Regions from separate parts of the Mus musculus genome. Here region 2 is linked to region 1. The links are chromatin loops, found by intact Hi-C in ENCODE. Cell type or tissue: left cerebral cortex. All regions are shown on one strand. Links, peaks and the distances in the headings refer to the core of each region. The heading gives the core; the rest is flanking DNA.

What was found. Peaks named below come from ENCODE experiments on the same cell type or tissue, not always from the same donor. Only the 100,000 strongest peaks of a DNase experiment are listed, where the experiment ranks them.
Region 2: it touches region 1 in a loop (2.8-fold over the local background); 2 of 42 quality-filtered maps call a loop at or near these places.

The regions. Positions count from the first base shown.
Region 1 is chr16:42,333,902-42,342,239 of GRCm38, reverse strand. It overlaps Gap43 (growth associated protein 43), which reads left to right and starts at 1,589. Exons shown (of 3, transcript NM_008083.2): 1 at 1,589-1,767. The coding sequence starts at 1,738. In left cerebral cortex, for the core only: a CTCF peak has its summit at 4,402; DNase peaks (open chromatin) are centred at 2,410, 2,939, 3,108, 3,638 and 1 more place; H3K4me3 peaks cover 2,757 bases; H3K27ac peaks cover 2,435 bases.
Region 2 is chr16:42,439,351-42,447,688 of GRCm38, reverse strand. No RefSeq gene overlaps it. Among named protein-coding and RNA genes, the nearest start is that of Gap43, 100 kb to the right of the region's middle. In left cerebral cortex, for the core only: no CTCF peak of the experiment used is centred there; DNase peaks (open chromatin) are centred at 3,937, 4,018, 4,293, 4,545 and 4 more places; H3K4me3 peaks cover 775 bases; H3K27ac peaks cover 1,593 bases.

The DNA.
Region 1 (8,338 bases), core at 231-8,230:
AAATTGGGTCACTCTCAGAGAGACGCCCTAGTGTTAATTTCTAACCATCATCCCTAGTATCACCATCACTGACTCTGGCCATCTTTTAAAAGGCGTGCCCCTTAATCTATTAAGTAGGCTCTCAGCAGTTCCAAAATAAACATGATAGCACGTTGTCTGCCCGTTGTCTGTTAAAAAAAGTTCATGTCTAGGAGGGATAAAGAACAACATGAGCTATTTAATTAGATACTTGTCATCAGTAATGAACAATAAGAAATCATCTGGAAAGTTCTTTGACGTAGTCACTTAGAAATGTTACCAACATTTCAGAAAAGTTGTCTGTAAAACTACCTATGTCAAGAGTGGCTCCAGAGTGTCCTGTGCACATTGCCTCCCGTCCTAAAATGTGTTGGCATGACTGACATTATTATAGCCACTTTATAGATGTAAAGGGCTCTCCAAGGCCACACAATACCAAATGTCTAAACTTTGCACAATACAGATTTACAAGTCATATCGCCCCCCTCCCCCCAGAATAGCAGAGGCACTAGAAGGAACTGAGGTGGACTTCATGGTATGCATCTTTCCTCAAGACAGAGTTTACCTGTGTCCATTGCTCTCAGAATGTAAGACATTAAATGTTAGTGTTACAGAAATCTGTCATTCACAGACACTAAGCTAATTAGAAAGAATCACAACTGTCAAAGAAGCTTGTGTGCATAAGCAAATAACCCACTATGTAGTTTTAGATATGGAGTCTAATTCCTAGACCATAGTTTATTCCACATTCAAGTGCTCAGAATGCTTGACTGCTGTGTGTGTGTGTGTGTGTGTGTGTAGCGTACTGACACATTTGTAGGTGATATATTTGTGCATAGCTAAGAGTATCATATGTGTGCAGTTAGGTTATATAAATAAAATCAGTTAGTGTTGAGAAAACTGAACCTCCATGATTATCAACTGCGCGTAAAATCTAATGGCAGCTGTAACTTATGTGCACCTCTAGGTCCTCTTTGCATTTTCCTTCTTGTGGTACTGGGAAAGAGGAGAGTTAGAAAAGAAACAGGAGCATTCCTCGGGCCCCACTTCCCTAAAACATGTTCCATCCAATCTCTCCAACTCTCTGGAATATCCTTTCTACCCCCACCCCATAGCCCTCCCAATGCAGTGCGGAAAGTCAGTGGGTAATTGGGTCCAGATTGGAGGTGTTTAAATATTCATGAGGCTGGCAGGGGACTGGGAGGGGGTGACTGTCTAGAAATGGGGGTAGGGGCTACGGGAAGTGATTAGTCACTGGAAGCTAGCAAACAATTCTGAGAAAGGGACCCAGGGAGAAGGAAGAAAAAGATTGGGTGGGGAGTGGAGGAAAGAGGAGAAGGAAGGAAGGAAAAGGAGAGAGGAAGGAAAGAGGAGGAAGGGACGAGAGGGAGAGAGAGGGGGAGAGAGGGAGAGAGAGAGAGAGAGAGAGAGAGAGAGAGAGAGAGAGAGAGAGAGAGAGAGAGAGAGAGAGAGAGAGAGAGAATGTGCGTGTGCGGTGAGCAATAGCTGTGGACCTTACAGTTGCTGCTAACTGCCCTGGTGTGTGTGAGGGAGAGAGAGAGAGAGAGGGAGAGGGAGGGAGAGGGAGGGAGGGAGGGAGAGCGCGCTAGCGCGAGAGAGCGAGTGAGCAAGCGAGCAGAAAAGAGGTGGAGAGGGGGGGAATAAGGAAGAGAGGAGGAAAGGAGAGAAGGCAGGAAGAAGGCAGGGGAAGATACCACCATGCTGTGCTGTATGAGAAGAACCAAACAGGTAGAGCTAAAGATTTCTTTTTTACTTCTTTGCTGTTGTGAAATTATCAGAGTACAGGGTTTCCTCGTGAAAGGCAGAAAAAAAAATTTTTTTTTTTAAAAAAAAACTGCTTCTGCCCTGGCATGATGCTCTGGCTTCCTTAGCATACGGTAACTGATGCTTGCATCCCGGCGTTATTCTTTTCTGCCTTTCATGATCTGGTTTTTGGAATGCTGCTACTAATTAGGGTAAGGGGAGAGAAATATGCCGGCTTGGCTAGAAATATGATTCCCCTCGCCTATTAGTAAGTGCTCAGCCGCTAGGTCTCTGGTTTTGAGGGTGTGGATGCAGAAAGGGGTGTGGGGACGATGTGGGCTCTATCTACGAGATCAAAAAAGCTAATCTTGATATTATTTGTGGAAAATTAGGTCTGGGGGAATTATAGTCACATTTCAACATTGCCTGTTCCGTGATTCAAATTTTCTCACATGTGCCGCGGAAGATACCTGATTTCGTGCTCGCGTGAGCTTCAAAGGGGCGCAGGTGTATGTGGGAAAACATGTGAAGGTTTTATTTATTTATTTAACGAATGAATGAAACTGATTTAGGAGATTTTTTATTTTTTAAAGAGAGCCTAAAGACAACAAGGGTTGGGGGAGAACTGCCTATGCCGAGGGGGAAAACCCCCTTCCTGAGATCAGGAACGGATTGTGTGCCAGCTGGTCCGGGAAGAGGATGGACCACGCCCCTAGGAGCTTTGAGCTGAGATGGGATGGGAAAGGGGAGCCGAGCCCGTATTACCTGTTGGAAACCGGGGCTTTTCTCTTTCCCCTCTTCCTGTGAGTCTTTGCTGGCATTAGCAGTGACCTGAGGTGTGTTAATATCCTGGAGGAGGGTGACTCGTGGTCCTCAGGATGAGGGACTGTCCAAGAGGAGCTAGAATCCCAATCCCCCACCTCCCCTCCCCCACCGCCTAGATTATTTTTTTCCATTTTATTTCAAATTGCTCACTTATTTCGTGAAAGACGTTTTAGAAACTTAATTGAGGTGAGGGTGCTTGGGATCCTGCAGTCATCCACAGCACAGGAACGCTCTCCAAATGTAGCCTTCAAACACCCCTAGGAGCATGTTTGAGTGATTTTTAGAGAAGGTTAAGAAAGAAAAAAATGGGTGTGGGGTTGGAATGAGTGTGTGTGCCTGTGTGTGAGTGTGCCCATGGCGGGGTGGGGTGGGATGGCAGTCGTGGTTGTAGACCCCCTCTGCAAACTGATTGCTGTAAGGGCGGGGTGCAAGACAGGGGTATTTGGCATTATTCTTGTGCAGGTATTGGAAATTGGACAATTTGTTAGACACTTTCTGAATCCAAAGGGGATGGGGGAGGGTACAGAGGAAACAGCCCTTCAGCCTGGCCACATGCAGCCAGCGCCCTGGAAGGAGGGGTGGGGGGTGGGGAAGAGGAAGGACTAGAAAAAGAGGTAAAAGCCAAATGCCAAAGTAGTTAGAGGAGAAGCAAGCCTACAATAAACAAACAAGCAAATAAATAAATGCAGATCCTTGGCTGTGAAGGGGTGAATGGAGAAAAGTCTGGCAAGGCGGGGCAGGGGGGGTGTTGCTGCCTGTATTTCTCTAACTGCTCTTGGTTCCAGAAACTGATACTTCCATTGGAACATTTGTAAACATTTATTCCCATGTCTTCCTTCATTTTGATATATGAATGTAACAGATACAGGTGCCAGGGGGTTAAGCACACCCTCAGAAAAAGGTTGCAAGATGACTGCACTGGCCAGCTGGTAAAATACAATTTAGGAAGGTGGAGCCTTAAGGAAACCAATGCTATTCGTTTTAAAGGCTTGGATTTTGGAAAGAAAAGTGTGGCTGGCTGACAGCTTGTTCCCACCCTATTTTTGTGCATGGGAGTATCCACACATATCCTTCAGTAAAGGGAACCAAGCATGGTTTATAGACAGGGAATTGGGGCTAACGGAATTCCCTCCCAAAAGAATGAGGACAGCTGCTTCCACTAGCTTCCTCTCACTGACAGCCCGGAGCACACACTCTGATGTGCAAAGTGATGAAGATGAAATTACGTGTTTAGGGACTTGTAGGAATTTGCATGTAAATGTGTACAGCATGCACATACTTCCAATGCAACCATTACGCATGTGCTCTGTATGGATTTCACATGCCTCCCTGTGCTTTAGCATCACTGATGTGAAGGAGGAAATGGAATGTCTAGCAACGGTTCTTTCTACGCACATGTTTTATGAATAGGTTCTTAGGTATGAAATGGTTATGTGCCTCCATGTAGCAACATTACTTGTCATTTGCATATGTCAGTATTTAAGGTATTATTAAACCAGACAGAAGGAAATGGTGTCTTCAGGGCGTGGGCTCATATTACATTGACTGGTATTCATATAGTATGGATACTTAAGTCTCGTGCTGGCTTCCTTCTTGTGAAATGACCCTCTATCATTCCAGTCAGAATCCAAGGGTTTCGTTCCTTCTCCTGGAAGGTGTTTATCACTCCAGCTTTTTTAACAGGGACTAAAATGAGGGCAGGAACCTGCAAAGGTCTAACTCTGCCACACCCATGAAATCCAGCAGGGATGTGGGAGGGGGACTGGAGGGCTTGCACTTCCTTCCCCTTCCACTTGAGCAGCAAAAGCAAGCAGTCTCAGATATTTCCAAGTTGTAATACATTGCCAGTGGGTGTGAAGAACACTTAAATGATCTCTAGTAGCCATTACTTACCACTGTACATTATTAAAGCAGATAAGGGGGGGGGGGACTACAAGGAAGTAGGTAAAGGAGGGTTAAAATAAAAGAATCCTGCAGATTTTATTGGCTCATGATTTTCAAATATCTTGAGGCTTACTTTAAATAGCTCAATTACCATGCATATTGCAGACGATTAAAAACTTGCAAGGTGTGATAGTCTACAGAGGGGGGAAAAATGTGAGATGTTTCTTTTGTTTAAAAATAATGACTTTAGTTTGTAGCTTAAGTGTTAAAAAAGACATTACCCTGCAAGCAAGCAGACCTGTCCCCACCTCACTCTGCTGGCATCTGCCCCCTCCCCATATAATAAATAATTTTTATCTTTGAGAAACTACACATTGGTTTAGAACCCCAGCCTTGCTGTTCCCTCTTTCTAACAGCATGGGGAGGTGTGGAAGGGTCCAGCTCTGCTGCTGGGTAGGGACCATTCTTTCTAGTAAGAAATTGGATCCCTGCTCAGTGTCTCTGAGCCACACCCAGTGTCATCCAGGGACGTAGTGAATGGATTCAATAGAGGCCTTCTACTTAATATAATTGAAGCTGTCCATTTTTAACAATCATGGCATCTACCATATGTTTCCAAAATTGAACGGAAGAAATTATTTAAAAGGGTTTTTTCCCCTTTCCCCAAATCATCTGGACTTTCAGAAAACCTTCCACAGTTTGTGGTGAATTTAGCAATGCATTTGTTTCTGATTATTTAAGTTGTACCATGGCACATGCACAGTGACCCCCTGATCCTTCATCCTCTGAATGTCACAGTGCTCCCGCTCACTCTACTGCAAGCTATGCTGAGGCAACTGGAGGAAGGAAACACAGGGTTAATTTTCCTTCTTGCTGAGCTGGTGAAAACTGCAGAAACCTCCTTTGATGTTGCAAGCAAAGGGCAAAGTTCCTGCTCACCAAGAGGGAGGGTGGCCCAGGGTCTTCTTCTGTCATAGGGAAATTGCTAGTGACATGCCTGGGGCAGAATGAATCCACAGACTTCAGAGTTTTACTTGGTCCCATAGGGAAGGGGCAGAGGGCTTCCAGGCAAGCATGGAGCTCAGTATTAACTCCTTGTACACCCACCACACCCCCACTCCCCAGCACGGGTCATACTGACTTTAACATACTTCTAAAATCTTCCACTATGGAATGAATTTCAAGAGAAACCTTTCTCCAAGTTCATCAAGAGCAGGCACAGCATTTAACCCTTTCACTTCTTGGTTAATTCTAGGAGAGGAAGTGTTACTTGCAAACCAAAGAAGGTAAATTGGGCCAGTATCCTGCCTCTTGGATTTTGAAGTGTAGACAGGTTGTCTCCAGACAGTTGAAATGAAATCTTTATAAAAAAGTCTCCAGGGAGCACTGAGCTGTGAGACCCCACAGTGTGTGCCACTTACAGACTTAGCCATATTGAATGGCTCACATCATGGAAGGGTTTTAGTTGCTTCCTGTCAGGAGGACTGAACAACTGAAGGACTGAAGCTGTCCAACTGAAACGCTAAATAAACTGCCCCACCCTACTTACTTTAAAGGGTGTAATAAGGATTTCCTCCAATCTGGACAGGACAGCCATCCCCCCCCCCCCCGCCCACACACACACACACACACACACACACACACAACTGCCAGGACAGACTTGGTTACCCCTGATCACATTGAGCGCTCCATCTGCCTGGATTCTTTTCTTGCTTTTTTCTCTGTTTCCTCACTGACTCCTGCTCTATTCCCTTGAGATCCCTCCAGTTTGTAAAGCTTTAGCTGGTTTCCCTGTGGTCCGTGAAAGAGCTTTGTCTCCTCTGTTCTAGAGTCTTCTGACTGCATCCCCATCTCTACAGGTTCCCTCTCACTTTCCTTTCAGAACAACGTTTCTAAAAGCATCCCAAGCTCATGTCTCACTCATCATTTACTGTTCTACCTGCGTCACTTCCCATGATTCCAATGACACAGGGTACCATTTCAGGTGAGCCATTAGCTTTCATCTTACTTGAAAGCCGTGGCATGCTGTCTATTGCTCTGCCATCTAACTGTCCTTCCTGGATAATTCTCCCAACACCTTTTCTCCTCAAACAGGACCTTTAAAAACTCATTTGATGTCTGCTTTCACTCCCCTGTCCTTCTTGGACAGGGGCTTTCACTGTGTAATCTTGGTTTTCCCGTCATTCCACTCATTAATCCCAGTTCAACACATCAATGTTCAGAGCTTCAGTCCTGTCCTGTGATTTCCAGAGGTCCATCTTGACCTATAGGAGCTTTTCAGAAAAATCCTAGTTTTCTCCTGTGTGGACTGGATCAGGTATCCTCTGGTTTGGACCACTCCTGGGCTTTCTGCTTAGTTGCTCTAGCAATGCTTAGCCAGCTTCAGAACTCTAGAAATGGAGGATGTGTCCCAACCATGGTCCTTTCCTCCAAAGCCCACATTCAGGTACAGACTAGGTAAAAAAGTTTTGAACATTTTCTCTGCTTTCCCACACTTAGTTGTTTGTGTAAGTAACCTGGCTCAGTCTTTTCATTAGCTTTCATCTAGCTAAAGACAACAGCTACCTGTATGGATCCCAGTCCCATATTTTTTCTTTATAGTCTCCATGCAAACAACAGACAAACTGTCTTTACCTCATGGAAATCTGGTCACACTATTTTCCTCATTAAAATTCTATAATGTCTCCCCGTTGGCTATAAACTACTAAATAACCCTTCAGCATGACTGGCATGACCTAGTCTTGGGCCATCTTTAAATACCTCCTCTTTCTCATCGCTCGCTTTATTCTTCTTTCACAGCCTGGAAAATGTTTGTTTCCCTTACAAGAGTTAGCTCTTTAAATCCACACTTCCATAAATGAACGTCTTCTACAATTTTTATGAGCATATTGCATTTTGAACTAAACTCTATTACCGCTTGTTGTACAACCTAGTGCTCATTTTTAATATGTATCTGTACCTAACTTGTAAGGTTCTTGTGAAGAAAATGATAAAATGTTATTCCTTTTTATCCATAATGATTATCATACTGTCTAGCACACAGGTGGGTCCTGTGAACTGTGAGTGATCTCCTTGATAGAAAAGTATGGACCAGAGGTTTTAGTCTGGCCTCAAGCTGTGATATATTAAATGGACAGAATCATTAGCAGTCTTTAAAGATAGCATTGGCGTGAACTTTTAAAATAGAATTCACCATCCTTAATTGTTGCTACAAATGTATAGACATGGCAGACTTCCATTTTTTAATGCAAGCAGGCATAAAATTCATCCACTCGTAGTCTTCATTTCTCCAAACTGCCATAGCAGAGATCTTTCCATATCAACCACTCCTAGCAACCAACAAGAAGCCAGTCCCAAACCAGAGGAGAAGAATCGCAGTCTAGCTATGGCTACTAATTCTTGCAGCTCCATGCTGGCTTTCTTTGGAACCTGGTAGACTCATGAACCTTACTCTGCCCTATAACTATCACAGATGACCCTGTGTCTACCTTCTGCTGCGCACAGCTGATTTATTCATGCAGTATGTAGCATTAGCCTATGCTGAAGAGTGTATGATCAATAATTAATATTACCTACATTTGATACTTCAGTGAGATACATTCTCACTGAAGTATCTGAAGACTAATGTCTACCAATGCATATCATGTGTGGAGCTGAAGGGACAGTTAATAGTAAGTGATCTCATAAACCTACAGTAATAGACAGGAACTAAATATACAGGAATTGGCTCTTTTAAATCTTTTAAAATTTGAATAGACTTGAAGGAGTTGGATCCTGGTGCAAGCCTATGGTGTCCAGTATGGGGAGGATTGCAACCACATATTTCCATCACATGACTTTAAGCAGT
Region 2 (8,338 bases), core at 167-8,166, 110 kb before region 1:
GATCTGCTGATATTCATCATTTTTAAGCAAGCATCCAAGCTATCTTGTCTAGCAAGTTCCTATAAAACATTAATTGGCAATTGGTATGTGTGGTGGTTTGTATCATATTTAAATACTTTGTCCCCATTTGGTTGAACTGTTTGAGAAGGATTTGAAAGTGTGGCCTTTGAAGGAAGCATGGCAGTGAGCATGAGCCTTGAGGTTTTAAAAGGCTACACTGTTCCCAGTTCTCTCTCTCTCTCTCCCTCTCTCTCTCCCTCTCTCTCTCCCTCTCCCTCTCCCTCTCCCTCTCCCTCTCCCTCTCTCTCTCTCTCTCTCTCTCTCTCTCTCTCTCTCTCTCTCTCTCTCCTACTTGTGGATCAAGATGTTAAGCTCTCAGCTACTGCCCCAAATCTATACCTGCCTGTCTGCTGCCATGCTTCCCACTATGATGGTCATGGACTCTAATCCCCTGGAACCATTCAAATTAAATGGCTTCTTTTATAAATTTCCTTGGTCACACTGTTGCATCACAGCAATATAAAGGTAAGTAAGACAGAGAGGCAGATGACAAGATGATAACAGAGTAGAATCCAGAGAGGATAAAGAAGGAGGGGGAGAAAGAAATATCTTGGAATCAAAGGAAGAAAGTTTTATACAGAAGGACGTGTTCAAAAATGTCAAAGGATGCTAGCAAGGAAGTAGAAGCTGACTGGTAAATGTCATCTGAAATTGGCAATTTGAAGGTAATATTGAACTTTGTCGTGATAGTTTTGCACTGTGAAGAGGACAGAAATAAATTCTAGTGGGGAGCTAAGGAAATGCCTGGTGAGGAGATGGAGATAGTATGGGCTACTTCTTGTAAACAACACATAGAAAAACTTGTCCATCAAAGGAAAAGACAGACTCAGTGATAAGAGAGGCAAGTGGTTGATGAGGTGGCACCATATTTAAGATAGAAAAAAACACTATGTGGTAGGCAGAATAATTCCCAAAGGGATGTAGTGGGTGTAATTAAATTGATGTTTGAAATGGAGATGCTGATCTGCACTACCTAGGTGTACACCGTGGACACAGACATCTTTAAAAGAAGGCAAAGAGGATAAGATCAGGAAAGGAGATGGGACAACGGAGATTGGAGTGATGCTGTTGCTGGTTAGGGATTCTAGAGGGCGGAGAGTCAAAGTACACCGGCATGCTCTAAAACCACCACAGATGCCTTGGTTCTGATCCAGTGAAACCTCTGATGCCCTTCTAGATATGTAACATAGTAAAGTTATATTGTTTTCAGCAAATACATTTTTGTTCATTTGCTGCAGCTGTGACAGAGACCAACAAACAAACAAACAAAAATATATTTGAGTATGCCAAGGGAGAGGGCTCCAAGGGAGGAGGAAGCGACATCTTTCCCACTGCAAGGGGAAAACTCACATCTCTATCAATAGAGAAAAGCAAAACAATTTTATCTAACTAAAGTTGCACAACATACTAGGAACTTCAGAAGAGAAGACACAAAGTTCCAGAACAAACTGTTTCAGTGGACCCAGAAATATGACTGAAGAGCAAAGGCCATGCAAGACCTACTGACAGTAAACTGGGGAAGCCAGCAGAGGTCTGTTTGTAGTCTTCTACTGAACCTTCAGGTCGATGACAGAACTCACTCTGGAAAAGGGCTTTGAGACCTCCGGAAGAGGCAGACCATGACAGGATCATGCTTCAGGACAGATGGGTTTGAGTAAGAGCGTCAAGGTGCCGTTCTGGACTTAGAGAGCCAGATATGAATGAAGGTGTCTATCAATCAGGAGAAGGGGTAACAGAGTCCTGGAGGTACAAGGAGTTTTCTCCATGCCTTCAGGTCAGGTGGGGGTGGGGGGCTATGCACTAAATTCTCATGTACAGCTCTGTCTGCGGCATGGGGTGATGCAGAGTGTACATGAAAAGAAAATGGAGTAGCCGGTAGCAAAGACTTCGTTCTCTTGTTCGTTTTAAATGCTTTTAAAAAATGCTTTGCTTTTATGAGAAGTGTAGTCGGGACTTCATTGTAAAGTCATCCCTAAACAATCTCCATATTTAACAGACCTCTGTTGGATGCTGACAGACTAGGGGCCATAGACCTGGACCTTGAGATTTCTTGTTTGGTTCCAAGGTCTCCTCTGAACGGTGTTAAACTGAAATAAAAATTGAGAGAGAATCTGAACCCTTAGCTCCTTTTATCTTAACTCATACCACTCTGCCTAAATTCTCTCCCCTCCTCATCAGATTCACGTTAATCAGGAGACCTCTTTTTTCTTGCAGCTCCCTAAGGCCCTGCTTCACCTAGAAGAGAGAACCTGGCTCCAGGATGCAGGAAACTGCTTCTGGTTTCCATGGAGACCCTGTTTGAAGTCAATGGCTGCTCCAGGAGGGAGGGAAACCAGGACTTTTGTATTTAAAGGATGGAGAGTCTGGGAAGGAGGAGGGTTAAGAAAAGGGAGTAAGGCAGGCCGATAGTGAGGCTGATCCAGCCTGTGTTCGAGGTTTCAAACAGAGGAACAGGAAAGTTCAGCTAGGTTATTCAAGCGCCTTCCACTTTGAGGATGAATCAAAACGGAAGCTCTGGGGGTGGGGGAGGTGGTGAGGGCTGCTTATTGCGCATGTGAGAAATACCCTGCAAAGGCTCCTTTCTGATATCAGTATGTAGGGGACTGAATTACTTAGGCAGCTGGAAGTCCCTGTCCTTGTGGGTGGCTCCTTCCCAAGCAGCTTGAGAGTTTTCTCTTCTCCCCAAGTCAATTCTTAAAGGTTCCTACTGCCATGAGGGGGCTGAGCCCTCTCCTTCCTTCTTCCGCACCTCCCCCCCCCAGAGGGTAACTAAATACAAACCTTGGCTAAAGGCTTTCCAAAGCTTCACGCTTCAGATTAACTGCTATTTATTTGCCTTGTCTCTGTCTACCAAGAGACAGGGGGCAGGATGGGGGGAGGTACTCTGGCGGAATACACGCTAAAATTGAATTGCATGAGGATTCAGATGACGTCATCTTGGATAAAGGTCTGACCCAGTGAATGTTAAATGTAGCTGAGCGACTAAATCCTTTGAGAGAATCAGTAGCGAAGACCTCTCTGAAAGGACCATGCCTCTTGTTTAAAATATTAAGCATGTGGCTCAGATGATCTCTGGCTGCAATTCCCAGGGCGCTGGTGGAATCTCGGTTTTCTGCTATAATCACTTGAACATTGCTTACTGCCCTAGATAACTGCAGTCATGTGACGCTTGCACACACACACACACACACACACACACACACACACACACAAGAGGCGGGGCGGGGTTTGAATAAAAGAAAAGAAAGAAAGCCATCACAAGTTATCAGTGTCTGCCAATTTTAGGGAATGAAACCATGTCAGTTCAAAAACACTTTCTGAGGTGTGCTGCAGTCTGAATGTGCCTAAGGAGTAAGGGGTGGTTTTTCCTTCAAGGTCCTTATATTTGGATGGGAACAGCAGTAGTCATAAGCATGCAGAGGAGCTGGGTAGAAGTCATTAATGAGCCGGGCTTTTAATCCCAGCACTTGGGAGGCAGAGGCAGGCAGATTTCTGAATTCGAGGCCAGCCTGGTCTACAGAGTGAGTTCCAGGACAGTCAGGGCTACACAGAGAAACCCTGTTTCGAAAAACCAACCAAACAAACAAACAAAAAACAAAAACAAACACAAAAACAAACAAACCAAAAAACCAAAAAAAAAAAAAAAAAACAACCAAACAAAAAAAACCCAAACAAACAAAAAAAAGAAGTCATTAATGATATGGGAACTCCAAGGAAAGGTTAAATTGATAAAGAATAAAGGCAACTCAATTTACATAGGCACCTTGGAGTTCCCAGAACTCACACTGGTTGGCCCACAGCAGCCTATAATTCTAGCACAAGGATATACATTTATATTTCAACATTCTTATAAAGTAAAGCATGTGTTGAAGATGAGGAAGCAGTATATACGTATGGAAGACTTTGCAGATCTCTTGGAACAAGGCAACACTAAAATAAAAGAACCATTCGTGCTCGACAGAGCTTGTCTTTAGAGGAGGGATGGTGTAGAAATGAAGAGGTGACTCCCACAATGCAACTGAAGATGCTTTTCGATTTCAAAAAAAATACCTGTCATTTACAGTCGGAGTTGAATGCATTAGCCTTGTAGTTTTTGCTCACAAATTGAGGAAAGTTTTGGAATAAGTTAAGGTACGTGGAAGGCAAGGGCTATTTCTTGGCTTGAATTTAGGAGGAAAATATCGAAAGGAAAAGGAATTAGAGGAGAGCAGTTATTTCTAGATGAATAAGAAAAGACATATGTGCTCAAATTAGTCATGGTTTCTGTGTCACGAAAATGTTAGTTACCAAGGTTTTGTTTCCAGCCCTGTTTGCTAAGGGACATACCTATAATAAAAACATCTCCAAAGAGTTTTGGCAATGCAGCTGAATATTAACGATTTGGGGATAAAAAACTCATAAAAGCACAGAATACCACAAGTCAGCTCCTTTTAATCGTTTTTTTTTTTTTTTTTTTTTTTTTCATTCTTAGTCATATGGCTGTCTGCAGATTCCTCAGACTTCCAGTTTACTTAAGGGCTCGCTGGCAAGGTTCTAAATCACAGCATAACCCCTCTGGCTTCCCAATCTCAAATAGGCACCCGCACACACTCATCTCAGTGAACTTGGATGCTCTTACATAGTATGTGCCAGGGATTTTTTTTCTAATTAGCTGTCAATATTGCGTGATGGCATCTAGAAATGACTACAATAATAAGGTGAGTGGTGACTAATTGACAGCGTTAGTAGAGGAAGCAGAGAAGACAAAATATAAACTAATGGAGACCACAAGTACCAAACAAAAGGAAGTTAGAGACTAAAGCAGAAGGAGTGAAGAAAAGATGAAGGGAAAAGGGAAAGAGAGCAGAGCATGTGATCGCTAGGCCATGACGCACAGTGATTGACTTCTGGGTTTAAGATAGAACTTTTGAGAGTTAGAAGGGACCCGGTAACCATCCAGTCATTCTCTCATTTCACAGTTGACAAAGAGCCAAAAGGACGCTAAAGTTGACTAGAGATGAAGCCAACCTTGGGTGCAGGTTTCTGACCATGGCCTGCTTTGTAACATCACTATGTCATTTCCTCTTTCGGAATGGTTGACTGAATCCAAAGTTCCCTTGGAACGTAAATACGTTCCCACTTTCCACTGAGCACAACATATATAATTGTCTTGTTTCTTCCTAGCTTACAAGGTGTTATAGTTTACTTCACCCTTGTACCGATTCTGAAAAAAAGTATCAACTATAAAATGGCCCACTTGGGACTCACCTAGTAGATACCGATTTCCTCTTTTTTTTTTTTTTTTTTTTTTGGTTTTTCAAGACAGGGTTCCTCTGTGTGGCTCTGGTTGTCCTGGAACTCACTTTGTAGACCAGGCTGGCCTCAAACTCAGAAATCTGCCTGCCTCTGCCTCCTGAGTGCTGGGATTATAAATTCTGGTGAGATGAATGCAAAGTGAAAAAAACTGTACTGTTGAAAGAAAGATGAAATTTCAAGACCTGTAAGTCATATAAAGTACTCAGAAATTGCTGGTTGCTTGTGAGCCTAGAGGCTGCCTGGGGCTGAGAAAAAAGAAAAACAAACCTGGGAACAGCTTAATCTTAAAGATAAAGAGGAATGTGAAGACATAAGAGGGCTATCTAAACTGGAGTCAACAACTCACAGAACTCTGACACCCTGCACGTACATGTAATTTTTTTGCTGAAGTTTGAATAAGCCAATAGTGTGTCGCTATGCTGAATTCCACACCCCTAAGCCCCTTACCTCATAAAAACCCCTAGCTTCCGAGCCTCGTGGCCGACATCCATTATCTCCTGTGTGGGATGCATGTAGGTCCGGAGCTCCATAATTAAACGACCTCATGTAATTACATCAAGATGGTCCTTCGTGATTTTTTGGGTGCATGCCGAATCGGGAATTGAGTGGAGGGTTTCCCCACTAGGTTCTATCACTGCTCTTACTCTTTTGTGCTTTGCTATTTTGAAGAATTCATTGTAATTTAAAAACAATAAATAAAATCTGAGGCCAGAAAGATAGCTCAGTGGGTAAAGGTGCTTGATGAAACACCGGATCACCTGAGTTTGATCCCTCGTTACCACAGAGGGGAAAGAAAGAACCAATTTATTCGAGCAGTCATCTGACTTCGACATGTACACTGGGGCATGTGTGCAGTATCCCTCAGGCACACCAAATAAATAAAAAAAAGAAGAAGAAGAAGAAGAACAATGTAAAGAAAATGGAAGGAAAATGGACAACCTGACAGCATAGCTTTGGCAAAAAAAAAAAAAAAAAAAAAGAAAGAAAAGTTAAGAAAAAGAAGTCATGGCATGGAGAGAAGAAAAAAAATGCAGCATTATTCAATCAGTGATGACTGAATTTGCACTGTTTTAAACTCTTAGCACAGAATAACACTACTTCTAGTTGCTTTTGTAATGTGTGTTGGTATTTCGAAAAAGTTCTCTTTGAAGCTGATGAAGAGGGTTCCCAGAAGACAATGTGGGTATGATGTTGGGGAAATGAGTTGCCCCTCTCGACTATGAACTCACTTTCAGAGCCCAGCCACTCCAGGCAGGATAGCTTCAATCACCCTGCCATCCAGTCATAGCTGACACGTCTTGGCAGCTGGCCTGCCCCTAATGGAATGTGTCCTGCAGCTGGGAATTAGGTCATCAGTAATTCACTTAATAGCATTTTATGAGCTGGGCTCTGACACAAAAGAGCGATCTGGCCTTACCAGCAGGAACTTTCATTGAAATGAAGAGAAGAAAGAAGTTGATGCCATTGTGAACAATCAGATTCCATTTCCAGAAAGCAGTGAAGGAGGGTCAGAAACATGGCTGTTTCTTCAGCCTCTCTGTTATCAGGACAGGTATGTGATCTTAGGCAAGCCACTGCTTGTTTTTGGACCCCAGTTCTTTCAAGGTTTGATCAGACTTTAACCTTGTGTGGAAGTCCCAGGATTTTTTAGGTCTTTTCATTGATGGTGTTCCAGAAAGCAACTACCTCAACTAAGTTCAGACAAAGAAAGCCCTGACTTGTATAATTGACTAATTTGCCTGGTGTAAGTATTCCCAATATGGCTGATTTCTGGTTACCAGTGGTATAACAACTAATTATGAAACCTGAATATTGACTATTTTGCTTGAATGAGCTGATATGAGTAACTTCAGTGTATCAGTAAATTTCCCCAGCTAGAAAGAGCTTTATGAATAAATATGGTTCTATATGTACACACATTACTACATTCTCTACATACTATATGATGTATGTGTATGTGTGTTCTTTCCTGATTCTACTCCACATACCACACTTTGATGTCTTCTTACACATACAGAATCCTCAGTAGAAAAGTGTCCATCCTAATACAGCTCTTGATTCAAATTTCCAAGTTTGCCACCAGAGTCCTGATGTTCCCAGGATGTGTAAGCAGCCACTAGCCTCTTATTTTCTTCTGACCTGTAGGACCCAACAACTTTCCTCTTAAAAAAAAAAAAACCAATATATTTCTCATGGATTATTCAGAAGGTCCACTGTTATACAGGGCGTGCAAGTTAGAAACAAATCACTACAGTCCTTTCTCCTTTTAACATTTTTACTGATGTGAGAGAAGAGTGTCTTAGACTTTGGAAATTTAGTGCACAATATCTTCTTACTCAAGATATATAGAGGGATTAGTGCTGAAGATAACACCTGGAATAATGACGGGAAAATGATATAGTTAGATTTGGAGCAGCCCCTCAGGTAAGGGATACGTACAAAAACTATTCAATTGATAGTTATCCACAAAACATTTACTATATAGACTGAGCCAGCACTGCAAGCTATTGTGAAACCCCAGAGCAGGCATGAGCCTTCAACTTCAACTTGGGAAGATAAGCTTAACATGCACAAATTAATGAGAATCAGTTAAAACACTTTATAGTTAAGTGTTTAATGATGTGACACAAATTATAAATGAAACAGGAGTTCAGAGGAAACAGTCATCTGAAGCAAGCCTTGTCCAATTAATGGAATGACAGCACTATAGGGTAGAAGATACCCATGATGTTGGGGTTGTATTCCCATGGTCAACAAAGACATAGGGCAAGTTTATCCCCAGGGAACTGCACTCAAAAGCTTGGTAGCAATGAGTAGAATGCTATAGAAAGGAAAATAGTGAAAGGTGGAAAGAAAGTAAGCCCCTGGTCCAAAGCTGGGTCCTTGTATTTGTAAATGGTAGAGGGATATGAGATGCCATGTACAAATGGTCAGATTTCACATGGCAATACAACTCCGACCCACAATTCCCAAAGCAGCCATT